Regions from separate parts of the Homo sapiens genome. Here region 2 is linked to region 1. The links are chromatin loops, found by intact Hi-C in ENCODE. Cell type or tissue: CD4-positive, alpha-beta T cell. All regions are shown on one strand.

Region 1 (2,500 bases):
AAATGTAGCCAATGTAAAATAAATTGTAAATGTAAAAAATAATAATAATAATTATGTGGCTCTGATCCTGGAGCATCTGAAGAAACTCTTGGAGCCTGGGGCAATTATATACAAGCTCAGAGATCTAGGTCATGCTTTGGAGACAATTCAGATAGCCTTCTGGATATGTGAGTGTTCTAGGGAATGGATGTTTGTTTCTTTGAAACCAAAGGCTCCCGTAATTACCTGCACATTTGGTCTGTTTCTTTTAGTTGCACCTTCAAATGACAAGTAAGACAAAGAAGCTGGCTCACTCCCTCCAACATCAACTTTGAATATATCTCCAGATTTAGCTGTCACTATGCCAATCACATGGTCTCCTTTTACTGGAACATACTACAAAAAGAAACAGAATGAAAAAACAGCCATAAATGACAAGATACCATTGGAAGATACCTTCAGCAAGTCCTTTGTGGTTACTTTATTGTCATTAAAGAGAAATCTGATCAAATGCCACTTTCGGTAAAAGAAAATCACTTCATAAAGTGCCGGGTGTGCAGCTTCTGGTAGTCTGTTAATTGAGTCCAAACTCCATTATCTCTTAGGCACCCCAACCAGTAAGTCTCTAGCTTTGTGGCATAAGTCCAGTGGCAAAGGAATCCTTACAACCAAGGAAGCCCATTCCATAGACAATTTTTTCTATATGAAATTCTTACCTGTTCTAGGAGAAATTAACTCCCTATGACATCCACTCATTGAGCCTAGTCCTGCCCTCTGAGACTCCAAACGGCAGGCCTGCTGTGGGGTTTTGAAGACTATAATCATGACTCACGGTCTCCAAACGTTTTTCTCTCCTGGTCGCCCTTCTCAGGCTATGTTCCTATTGTTCACGGTCCCTCTAAAGGACATGCAGAAGTGGGCACAAGACTACGGTGGCTCTAGGTTTGCCTGAACAAAAGAGGGCCTCAGGGTCCCTCTCTTCTTTTGGGAGGTCTTCTCAAAGCAGGGCTACCACTCTCACTGCCGCACCACCCCTCCGGAGTCCCAGCTCACCCGCTTCTGCTGAGAGTCCACCCAGTAAACACCGCCGCCGCTGCCACTGCCGGGCTCCTTGTGACGGAGGCGGCCGCACTTGGTGACCAGCAGGCGGTCCCCACAGCGCCGAAGGCCCGGACCGCATACAACGCGCACCCGCGAGCACGCTCTAGCATTCAGGCTCAACGGTCGCTCCACTGCACCCCCAGGGCCTTCCGCGTCCTCCTGTTCCGGCAGGAGCAGCTCCTCACCCGGGAGCACCACCTGACCTAGTACTGTGCGTGCAGCGCGCGCCCTGCTGCCCGCGAGAGATTCAGCCGCGACAGACGCAGGTTCGGCCATCGCGGGCTCCACCAAACACCGTTTCCGGTACCCGCCTTCCGCTTCCGCTCCGCTTCCAACACCCGCCCTTGAGGACTTTCCGTTTCCGGCAGTAGCGGTCCGTTGGATTCGGACCAGTTTATGAAGCTTGATGGCCGTCAGCTCACGGGTCCCTGTCCAAGGTGGCAGTGATTGTGGCCGGCCACCTATCTGACAGCCTGGCCGCGGGTCGGTATGAAAACCGCGCAGCTTGGTCCATCGAAAAGCCTCCACTTCCAGTGTCTCGGGTCGCGTGTTTTGTGACCGGTCGCATCGTGGGGATACGAGATACTTCCACTTAAGAGTTTCTTGGGATCTCTGGAAGCTGAGCAGAGGGGCTTTGAAAATTGGACGCTGGGGCCGGGCGCGGTGGCTCACGCCTGTAATCCCAGAAGTTTGGGAGGCCGAGGCGGGTGGATCATTTGAGGTCAGGAGTTCAAGACCAGCCTGGCCACCATGGTGAAACCCTGTCTCTACTAAAAATACAAAAATTAGCCGGGCGTGGTGGCACGCACGTGTAATCCCAGCTACTCGGAAGGCTGAGACAGGAGAATCACTTGAACCTAGGAGGCGGAGGTTACAGTGAGCCTAGATGGTGCCACTGCACTCCAGTCTGGAGGACAGAGTGAGACCCTGTCAAAAAAAAAAAAAAAAGGGAAATTGGACGCTAGGTGGGTTCATGGGACCTTCTTTCCGACTCCGCCCTCAGAAGAGTGGCTGACCTTTTAACAGGAAAAGTAGTTTTTTTCAAAATAAATAAAACCTTCTTGGTTGTTAGAGATCTAGTCACATTTAGAAAACACAGAGAAAAATAAAAGAAGAAAATAAACGATGTTTTAATCTTGCCCGTTTTTCTCCCTTGCTACACTGTAGTTCTGATTCTTTAGAGCCCAAGGTGTGGCATGAAATAGGTAATACCTGATGAATGAACGAATGTATTCCTTTGGTGTGTATTTCTCCCTAGACTTTTTCCCCCTGCAAATATACATATTTCACATGCTTCCGATAGCCCTACATGGCCTGGAATATCAGTAACTCAAATTTCCCTGGAGCACACTTAGTTGCGCACGTGAGAAGCAGTTGAATTCCAAACCCAAAGAGATTCCAATCATCTATCTGACTTTGG
Region 2 (2,500 bases), 200 kb before region 1:
AATGGGAAATAACTAAAGATACAGACGCAAAAAGTTTTCTCAACAAAAATGGCCCAATAGATGGCCCTTTGGCAAAGTTCAACATCAACAAGCTCCACTCCAGGCCTTTAATCCATGTTAGTTCCCAATTTTTAAGTGTGAGCAGACAACCAAGGAAAGCATCTAACATGAAACAAAAAAAGAGAAAAGCAATTACAGATAAAATAGAATATAAAGGAAAAAGAAAACATTAAAAGTACTATTGTTCTAAAAAGAGAGCAGAAGGAAAAAGAAGGGGAGGAAATCAATAAAAACCTATAAGCATTCATTGGTGGATGCTACAAATTAATACGACTGAACTCATGGAGACAGAGTAGAATGATGGTTACCAGAGGCTAGGAAAGGTTAGGGAAGGAATGCAGGGATGGCTAATGGGTACAAAAATATAGTTAGATGTAATGAATAAGTTCTAGTATTTGATAGCATAATGGGTGATTACAGTCAATAATAATTTACTGTACATCTAAAAATAACTAAAAGTATAACTGGAATGTTTGTAACATAAATAAATTATAAATGAGGTGACAGATAATCCCGTTATCCTGATGTGATTATTAGGTACTGTATGCCTGTATCAAAATATCTCATGCACCCCATAAATATATACACTTACATACCCATAAAAAATAATAAAATTATTTTAAAACCTACAAAATTTGAGAAATAAAGATACAAGTTTCAAGTTTAAATAGGTTCACCAAGTGCCCACCACAGTGTATTAAAATAAACACACACTAAATGATGTCATCATGGAATATAAGCATACTAGGAACAAAGATCCTTGTTTCTCAGGAAGAAATACTTAGTCCCACAAAAAAATCAGGAATCAGAATGATTTCAGATTTCTCAGCAGCAACACTGAAAGCTAGAGGCTTTGCTTTAAAATTCTGAAGGAAAATGATTGCTAATCTAGAACCCTATATTCATCAAACTATAGAATAAAGACATTTTTAAGGCCAGGCACAGTGGCTCATGCCTATAATCCCAGCACTTTGGGAGGCTGAGGTGGGCAGATTACCTGAGGTCAGGAGTTCGAGACCAGCCTGGCCAACATGGCAAAACCCTGTCTCTACTAAAAATACAAAAATTAGCCAGGCGTGGTGGCACGTGCCTGTAATCCCAGCTACTTGGGAGGCTAAGGCAGGAAAATCGCTTGAACTGGGAGGTGGAGGTTGCAGTGAGCCAAGATCATGCCACTGCACTCTAGCCTAGTTGACAGAGCAAGACTCCGTGTTAAAAAAAAAAAAAAAAAAAAAAAAAAAGACATTTTTAGACCAGCAAGGTCATTCACCTCCTATGCCACCTTTCTCAGGAGGACACTGCCAGAGAAAACAGGCTCCATCAAACAAGGGAGTAAACCAAGACACTAGGTAACAGAAAACGAGATATAATAAGAGAGAAGAAAAGGAATTCCCGGACAATAGTGAAGGGAGTTCCCAGAATACAGTCACATATCAGGCATAGAGAAGGGAGTTCCCAGAATATAGCCACACACATCAGGCATAGAAGGCTATCAGTCCAGTCAGGGGCGGGTCAGAAGACTCCAGGAAACGCTTACTCAGGAAAATGAAACAGAGTACCTAATAAAGCTGATTGCTGTGAATGATTTAGATAAATGGCAAAAAGTTTAGTTGATTTAGTGGAAATTCCATAGAAAAACCAAGCCTAGAAAAAAACAAAAAGATACACAGCAAAAGAAAACCAGGTACTATACTCAGAATCCTAATGATACTAATCTACTCAAGATCACACTACGTTATCCTTTGGAAGGAAGAGATGACAAGATACGTGTGAGTGATGGCGCTAAGGACAGGAAAGAGACCTAAATCCCAATCACGACCGTCACATTATTTAGAGACCAAAAGGTAAATACCAATAAAATCAGCTAAAAAGAGGTGTATGTAGTTGCTCCTGGGGAGAAGGTTAAGGACTATCCCCCCTCCACTCAACAAACTTGGAGAACTATTTGGCTTAAAAATATAGTACTTTTTCCTTTGGTAGTATTAATATTTCATATACTCAGCATCAAGCAGTAATGCTACCTTTCATTAAGACTGCCTGGCAATAAAACACAATGACACTTCATCAGGATTGGCAAATTCTCTAGTCCAAAACAAGATGAACTTACTGAAGCTTGCAATAATCTCAATATAATACAAGTCTCACTAGTGATTGTTGGTTTGCAGCAAAAAGTAGGATAAGAAAAATAGAAACCCAACTTTTCTTAATTGATATGTTTATTAAAAACATAGACTAATAATGATCCTGTGCTTAAATGTCATTGTGGTTGTGTGCTGATTTCCACAAAACATAATATAAGAGACTCTTCACAAATACACTCTGGGCAGAAGAAAAAGGTAAACAGAAATGACTGACAAGACAGTGCCATTTCAGACACAGCTCCCTTAATACTTGCTAGAAAACGGAGTTTGACATTATTTACAATTATACCAGTATTGTC

Evidence for each region. Hi-C counts contacts between places; a loop is a spot of excess contacts. Peaks named below come from ENCODE experiments on the same cell type or tissue, not always from the same donor. Only the 100,000 strongest peaks of a DNase experiment are listed, where the experiment ranks them.
Region 2: a loop joins it to region 1, with 3 times the contacts of the local background. A loop is called at or near these places in 32 of 110 quality-filtered maps.

The regions. Positions count from the first base shown.
Region 1 is chr9:37,783,689-37,786,188 of GRCh38, forward strand. EXOSC3 (exosome component 3) reads right to left here and starts at 1,376. Exons shown (of 4, transcript NM_016042.4): 1 at 1,033-1,376; 2 at 226-375. The coding sequence starts at 1,356. RefSeq lists enhancers at 1,059-1,118, 1,116-1,631, 1,129-1,268. In CD4-positive, alpha-beta T cell, no CTCF peak of the experiment used is centred here; DNase peaks (open chromatin) are centred at 1,373 and 2,033; H3K4me3 peaks cover 1,950 bases; H3K27ac peaks cover 1,967 bases.
Region 2 is chr9:37,586,155-37,588,654 of GRCh38, forward strand. TOMM5 (translocase of outer mitochondrial membrane 5) reads right to left here. Exons shown (of 2, transcript NM_001001790.3): 2 at 2,259-2,500. Among named protein-coding and RNA genes, the nearest start is that of TOMM5, 5.2 kb to the right of the region's middle. In CD4-positive, alpha-beta T cell, no CTCF peak of the experiment used is centred here; no DNase peak of the experiment used is centred here.